2 separate regions of the Homo sapiens genome follow, and region 1 is linked to region 2. Evidence: read pairs that join two places in POLR2A ChIA-PET (ENCODE). Cell type or tissue: A673. All regions are shown on one strand.

Region 1 (4,000 bases), 48 kb after region 2:
GGCTAACTTTAAGCATAATTTCTGTTATGCCAAAGCCCAGATGTGCAGGCTTGTCCCTCTTCTGAGGTCCAGGTAAATTAGAACCCTTATAAAACCTCTGTTAACCTTTATAAAACCTCAGTTTGCCCCTCTAAGGCCACAGAATTTGTGAGGCATTGGGAGATGGGTGATAGAGTTGGAAATTACTCCTTCCTGCTTGGGTGGATTTACCGTTTCTCCTTTCTCCTCATGTTCATCACCTACCCAGGTATCCTGGAATTTGGTGAAGAAGAAAAAGAAGAAAGAAGGGAAGGGTTGATTGAGAAGAATGGCAGTCTGTCTGGAAGCCACCAGAAGAGATATAATGCTAGCTCTTGTCTGTTCTTTCTCTGTCCTTCCCCCGTTTTCTTTCTCTCTTCTTTCTTCTTTTGCTTTTTACTCTCTTGCCATCATTCTCCTCTTCTTCCCTCCCTTCCTTTTTTCTCACTTTTTCATCCTTCCTTTTTTCTTTCCTCCCCACCACCAATGACCGATTTGCCCACCTGACTGCCCCCAAGCCTTAACTAGAAGAAATAATTGAGCACTTTCTCCCCAAATTCAAGTTTCAAAAGAAAGAGATGTTCTGAGTTAAGTGAGGCAGTGGCATCTCCCAGTCCGTCTCTGCTTCTTCGTCTCTGAGGGGTCTGTCACCTCTATCAGTGAAGCAAGCACCTGGCTGCTCCTCTGAGCCTGTTCTGTCTCTCTTCCTCAGGCACAGAAGAGCTTCTCACTGGTAATTACAAGAGGACAGAGGATACTTATCCCAATGAAAGCTAACCTTCCTCTTCTTTTGGCGTTTACTACCATCTCTTTATTCTTTTAACAATTCATTTCCATATTTAAATGCCATTGATTTCTTTAAAAGGGGGGAAAAGCCAGGTTGGGTCCTATCTGTAAATCATTGTCCTGTCTTGAACCTCAGGTAAGAGAGGCATTGGCTTTGTCAGGTTGATTCTAAAGATTATTTTTCAACTCCAGGAAGTGGGTTACATTTATAGGGGTGATTATTTTGGTAAATAGGACATATGTAGAACTATGTCCAATTCCATACTTTTTGATGGTGAGATGCTTTTAAAGTGTGTAGACATTGATACCTTATCCAATATTACCTCATTCTTTCTATGTGCCAGTTTTATATTCTTCACACAGTTACAGCCGCAGGTTGGATTGGCATGGCCATGACTTTGGATTTTTAGCGACCTCCTAATTTTATTGGCTTGCTTTCCTCTCTGGTTCAGCTATCAATATAGTTTAAAGGTTTTACTGAGAAAGAAGCTTGAGAGGGTGTGTAAAATCCATAGTTGGTGAAATATCTTTTTATCTTTGTGGCTTAATAATTATCTTTTCTCCAGGGATTCTTTTGCCAACTTTTTTTTTTTTTTTTTTTTTGAGATAGGGTATCACTCTGTCACCCAGTTTGCCGTGCAGTGACCCCATCATGGTTCACTGTAGCTTCAACCTCTCAGGTTTAAGCAGTCCTCCCACCTCAGCCTCCCAAGTAGCTGGGCCTACAGGCACGCACAACCATGCCTGACTATTTAAAAAATTTTTTTTGTTAGAGAGACAGTGTCTCACTGTGTTGCCCAGGATGGTCTCAAACTCCTGGGCTCAAACAATCACCTGGCTCGGCCTCCCAAAGTGCTGGGATAGGGAGCCGCTGTGGCTCAGGCCGGTTGCCCTGGCACTCGGGGAGGCGAGGCTGCACGTCCAAAGTGCTGGGATTACAGGTGTGAGCCACTGTGCTCTTTTGCCATCTCAATTGCATGGTTTGATTCTTGACAAAGTGCTTCTATGTGGCATAGCATCAACCCTGAAACATATCAGTCATTAAATATTTAATTTGGAAGTGTGAAATGGCAGGTTCACTTTTTAGATTACACATTAGAGCCCTGCCAATCAGCACTGAAGGAAAGTTGCCTACATCTAAGGTTTGGTCAGACTTTGGGAATAGAAGTTTATACAACATCTACAGTAACTACGGCAAACACATTCGTGTTTGATCAATGAGCTGTCATTCCCTGAAATCTTTTGCCAAGTCTTTAGTTTATCCGACTGCCATGCCGAGACGGTGGTTCACTTGAAATGATAAATGAAATCCACAGGTGGTTTTGGTATGGACATTTTTTGTTTATGTCTTGTGAGATGGAATTATAGGACTAGGATTTAAAGCAAATTGAGCATCCTGAATAAAGTCTTTCAGTGTCTTCCTGTTGCAATTAAAATAACATGCTGGAACTTATTACCATGGCTGAGAGAGTCCTGTGGTCTCTGGCTCCTGCTTGCGTTTTCATTTCCATCCCATACTGTTCCCCCCACCCACCCATCCATTACGCTGTAGTCAACATGAAGTCAGTAATGCTGTCAGATTTGCTTTGTCTCTGGACCTTTGCATTTCCATTTCCCCTCCACATCTCTTTCCCTTCTCATCCCCTGTCTGGATCCTCCTTATCTTTCACTCCTCTCCAGGATATTCTGGACTCCTAACCACCTCAAGCCTTCTTCTGTCCTTATTTGGCACAGTCTGTTGTGATGCTGTTTGCCAGCTCATTGAGAGAGAGGACTTTGGCTCATTTTCGACAGTTTCCCATTCAGACCACTGTGCTTGGCACCCAGGAGGTGCTGGGCGCACATTTGTTAAGTCAGTGAATGGAGGCTGGGTAATTTCAGGGAAGGCAGAGGCTATGGTATGGCGCCTTAGTCTTTCTGGAATAGTTGCTAAATATCCCAGTGAGGCTTTTAAGAGTTCCGCTCAGATTTAGCTCATTCATGTCAACAGTTGCCATGGTTTGCTATTTCAGAGCATTTTTTAAAACATAAATTTTGGTCCTTTCAGACAGAAGCATCAATTTGGTAAAGATTATTTTGTTTTAAATCCCATTTGCAAAGCAAAATGAAATTTAAACTAGCCCGTGTACCATCTACTAGTGGTTTTCCTGACAAAATGTAGCAAAAGTGCTAATGTTTTCATTACATTGATTAGAAAAAAAAATTAATTGGAGAACTTAGTTTGCTGAGCTGTTGAATAGAAAATGCTGAAAGGCATATTCTCACAAATACAGTCAGTTTGTACTTTACAGAAGGATTTGTTACTCATGGACTCAGAGCTGGGTTTGTATGATACCACATTTCATCTACAGAAATATACTGCAGATAAGGAAATATATCTTCACCATAAGAATTTATTTTGCCAATCAATAAGAACATTAATGCTAACACTCCATTAGATTCTCTGTTGAGAGGAAGGATTAGCCCCAAACCTATACATTAACCCTGTCTGAACAAGAGACTTAAAAGTTCGTTTCATATTAGTGAGCTCAAACTTTTGTAGCCATTTGATTTTGAAATTCCTTTTCCAAACTCAAGTAATCTTTGGAATGGGACACATTAATGTCTAATTATCTAGGGGTATGTGAAAATGTTCAAGATCTGTTATGACTTAGCTTTTGAGAATTATTCAAAGCCATAAATTAGGGTTTCTGCAATTGAATGTGATACTCATGGCTGCTCCCCATGTGAATAAAGAAGCATTACCATCAGAGGTTGTTTAGACTGACTTGCACCTTGTACAATTTCTTTTTGTACAAATCAGGGTAAAATTCACATAACACAAACTTAACCATTTTAAAGTATACAATTCAGTGAATGCTCACAGTTGCTTTTTTAAGGGATAATGTATTGTTGGTATTGCTCCTCTTGAGGGCTTACTAAGATACTCTGTATTTAATTAGAATTTCAGTAAATTCAAAAAGCACATCATAGCTGGCCTTGGTGTGCCACTGAATGTTAACCACTTTGTGAAATTTTCTAGGGCAGAGAAAATACTCAGTTAAGCTAACATACTCTGAAAACATTAAAGTACTTAAAATAGCACTTTATTATCCAAATGTAAGCTTAGAAATTTTTTTTTCTTCAAATAGGCCTTGATAAGAACTTAGTTTGACTTAAAACCATGACAATGAGAGTTTTTGCAAAATCTTCTGAA
Region 2 (4,000 bases):
AAACTCAGTGAAAATTAAAAGAGTTAACATAGACAATCAAATATATTTTTCTCTCCAAGTTACTGTTAAAAAGTAGCAAATGGAAAGCTACATAATTTGAGAAGGGCTCTTGAGTGATTTTATAAACCTCCCGGCAAGGAGGTAGCAACCCAAAGCTGTGATAGATTATGAGATTCTGCAGTATGTTTTCTTAAGTGTCTGAAAAGAATTATTTCAGTATGGTATTTGAGTTATTTTCTTTAACTAAAATACTTTCAAATTTGGCATTCCGTGTATGGGTTCAGATGTAAGTTCATTACCAGAGGAATTCTGTTTTTCATCAGGGATAGGTAATAAAGTGTCTTCCTTGTATGATGGTGTGTTTGTGTATGTGGGTATTCTGTTGTTTTAGTTGAGGCTGTATAGCTTTCATTTTAACTCTATTCTCTGAACACTCTGTATTGAAGGTAAGACTGTCTCCTGATGACTTCCGAATATGTCATCTGGAAATATGACTGTAATTTTTCATAAAGGTAGTTTACAGGAAGAGACTGTGGCACCATAATGCACTTCAGAGTGTGTACAGTTGGCAAAGGACATATCTCAGGATGTACAGAGATGCTTATGAAAGACTTGTTACAGTAGAGACCTCTGCTGACACCAGGAGCCAGACGCTGGGATGAACATATATCATTTATAAAGCCATGCTCCTGTTCTGTCTTAGGGCAGGGTTTTATTTAAATAAGCAGGGTCCCCATGAGAAGTATGACCTTTGCTCATGTTTTTATGAGCTATTTAAAGTGTTCTAAATTTACTAGTACATGCAACTTTTACCGAAATCTTGCAGCTTCTCTTTTCTTTAGATCCCCATCACTTGTGAGAACATTGTTCTCATCCACACCGACATGCACCACCATTTAACTTATTTATGCTGTGTAAAAATGCACACAATTTTTTTCCCCACTGGCCATCTTTAGAAGAGTTTAGTCTCTAACTCTTTATTTTTTTCTCAGGGATCCACTAAGTGGAAAACTACATCAAATTGTCCCTTTTCTTCTCTGTAAGAGGGGATCAATTACAGAGCGAACTAAGTTGGAAAAGAGAGAAGTCTATAAGCCCCGACACGATAATTTTTAACTTCACGAACATTGTGTAGTTGTTCCCAGTTATAGAAAATCTTTGGAATCTTTCATTGTGAAAGTTGAAATTATTTTAAAGACTTAAGGGGAGAGCTTATCTAGAAGTAAGAAATGGTTAAGACTATGAATTTGAAATGTAAGTGATCAGAAATGACAGATTTTGATTTATCTAGGTTTAGATTATTCAGTGTTTATATTGCAGCATGATAATGCATAAGGTTGCCTGCAGGGTAACAGTTTTCTTAAATTAGAACTATCTGAAATGAGTTGGCATGAGGTTAATAAGATTTTATTTTAATAATAATGGTAACTTTGCAGAATAGCTGTTGCCTGAATTTTTTTTAGGCTTACTCAATTGTGGGTAAGTTAGTTTCATTATTCACATGAGAAAATACTACAGCATTATGCTAACCTTCCTGAAGGCCATAAACATATATAGTTGTAACCTTGGGTCTCATTTACATTTTCTTAGAAGACTTATTCATTTTATATGCCTATGTGTAAATTCCTACCACTTGATGCTGAATCCTATCACAGACTGTCTAGAAGAAATGAATTCTAATTACCACCCCCACTGTTCCCTTGCCCCCGAAGTACTCTATACAAAATAGTGATTTTTAATTCAGATACACTTTCACATGCTTGAGTGAATATTCTGATATCAGAGACCAAAGGTATAGAGCAAAGAGTATGGGTTGGATCATATCAGATATGACCCTGAACATGTCTGAATGACTTAAGCTTTCTAAGCTTTTTCTCTTTGATTGTCAGAAATAACTACCTCCTTGGGTGAATTGTAAACATTAGCTGATATAATGCAAATGTACTATTTGTGGCCGAGCGCGGTGGCTCACACCTGTAATCCCAGCACTTTGGGAGGCTGGGGCGGGCAGATCACCTGAGGTCAGCAGTTTGAGACCAGCCTGGCCAACATGGTAAAACCCTATCTCTACTAAAAGTACAAAAATTAGCTGGGCCTCGTGGCACGCGCCTGTAATCCCAGCTACTAGGGAGATAGGAGAATTGCTGGAACCCAGGACATGGAGGTTGCAGTGAGCCAAGATCACACCACTGCACTCCAGCCTTGGTGACAGAGTGAGATTCCATCTCAAAAAAAAAAAAATTTAAAAAATAATAAATAAATAAATATACTATTTGTGGTGTAACAGTTATTTAATTGGCCAGCCCCTTCCTCACCTCTCTTTGTATGAAAGATAACTTCCTTTTAAACATAGAAAACTAGCTGATACTTACTCCAAATTAAGTTTAATCTCCAAGATTTAGTCTCCGATTTGGACAGTAATCCAAACTGGTTGGCTAAGATGTTGCCATATGTTCATTTGTAACTTGGCATATTTGGTTTGAAATAGTGAGAATAAACTATTTGAAAACCCAGTGGGCCTTCTCCAAAGCTTTGGTTCTTTTAGCTGCCTAAAACTAGCACTGCCTTTAAGGGGAAAACCCAGTGTACACGAAACTATTTTCCTTAAGACATTGCCTTTGAAAGTGGCAGTGATAAAAAGGCAGGCTCAACATCAGAAAGTGAATCATGAAATACATCTAATAAGATACTTGTTTCAAAGGCTTATGGAATAACTTTCTTGATCTTGAAAAGTGATATTACACACAGAAATCTGGGGACCAAAACAAGTGAGTGAGCATAAAATGAGCACAGGAATGAATTTTCCTGTGCCCTATAAGTCCTTGATAGATGTTTTAGATAGTTATTTTTTCCTTTCTTCAGTAATTAGCTCATTATTTTTTTCCTACATCACTTGAATGAGGATGGAAATTAATCGTAAATGTGCCATTGTTTTTACATCAGATCGTGGCATATTTGCTTGATTCTTTGTTGCGGTAATCAAAATTCTGTCTCTCAGTGATAAGAAGGAATTGTGGATTTTGCTTTTATCCTTTAAAATCATTGGTAAAAAGTCACTATATTTTAGCAATATCTATCATGTGATAGATTTCAAGCAAACAGAAAATGAGGATGGGGAATTGAAGAAAGTTCTTTGGGAATCCCTAAGATCAATGAGAAAGATTTTGTATAATTATAACTAATGCAGAGGGCACAATAAGTTATTCATTCTTTACACACTGTGTTCAGTCAGACATTCTCTACAGTCTATACCTGCAGCTGTGTGGTCCTTTCCCATGCCTATGATCCGAAAGTTAGGTGGTTCGCTCCTTCTGGGCCCTTCTGCTTTTCCTAGAATTTCAACTTTACTTTTCTTTCTCCTGGATATTACTTCCTGGGAGGCAGTTTTGTGTGGTGATTAAAAGAATGGGCTTTGGAATCAACTTGCCTGGGGTTGAGTCTAGACTCTTTCACTTGCCAGCTACATAACATGGGTACAGATTACTTTTTTTTTTTTTTTTTTGAGATGGAGTTTGTGGTGGTGCGATCTTGGCTCACTGGAACCTCTGCCTCCCGAGCTCAAGTGATTCTGCTGCCTCAGCCTCCCGAGTAGCTGGGATTACAGGCATGTGCCACCACGACTGGCTGATTTTGTATTTTTAGTAGAGATGGGGTTTCACTGTGTTGGTCAGGCTGGTCTCGAACTCCTGAACCTCAGGTGATCCTCCCGCCTCGGCCTCCCAAAATGCTGGGATTACAGGCGTGACAGATTGCTTTTTTAACTCTTAGTTTCTTTACCAATAAAATGGAGATAATAACCATACTCAGTTCATAGGTGTTTTTGGTGAAGATTCAGTGAGATAATATGCAGGAGAGTGCTTCGTATTGGTGTTTTTCTCAGCTTTCTCATTGGGTTGATGATGGCAGAGTGTCTATAATACCACAAATTCTGACGAGCCTGGACAGTTTAGGTCTCACAAAGTGAGCTGAGTGTGTGTATTTGCAATGCATCCCTGTGGTT

The links. Peaks named below come from ENCODE experiments on the same cell type or tissue, not always from the same donor. Only the 100,000 strongest peaks of a DNase experiment are listed, where the experiment ranks them.
Region 1: POLR2A ChIA-PET joins it to region 2 with 5 read pairs; 2 of 35 experiments call an interaction of 5 or more read pairs at or near these places.

What each region holds. Positions count from the first base shown.
Region 1 is chr3:65,705,097-65,709,096 of GRCh38, reverse strand. The region is part of intron 1 of MAGI1 (membrane associated guanylate kinase, WW and PDZ domain containing 1); the gene reads left to right. Among named protein-coding and RNA genes, the nearest start is that of MAGI1-AS1, 190 kb to the left of the region's middle. In A673, no CTCF peak of the experiment used is centred here; a DNase peak (open chromatin) is centred at 2,136.
Region 2 is chr3:65,753,200-65,757,199 of GRCh38, reverse strand. All of the region lies in intron 1 of MAGI1 (membrane associated guanylate kinase, WW and PDZ domain containing 1), which reads left to right. The region is part of intron 1 of LOC107986018 (a long non-coding RNA gene); the gene reads left to right. Among named protein-coding and RNA genes, the nearest start is that of MAGI1-AS1, 140 kb to the left of the region's middle. In A673, no CTCF peak of the experiment used is centred here; no DNase peak of the experiment used is centred here.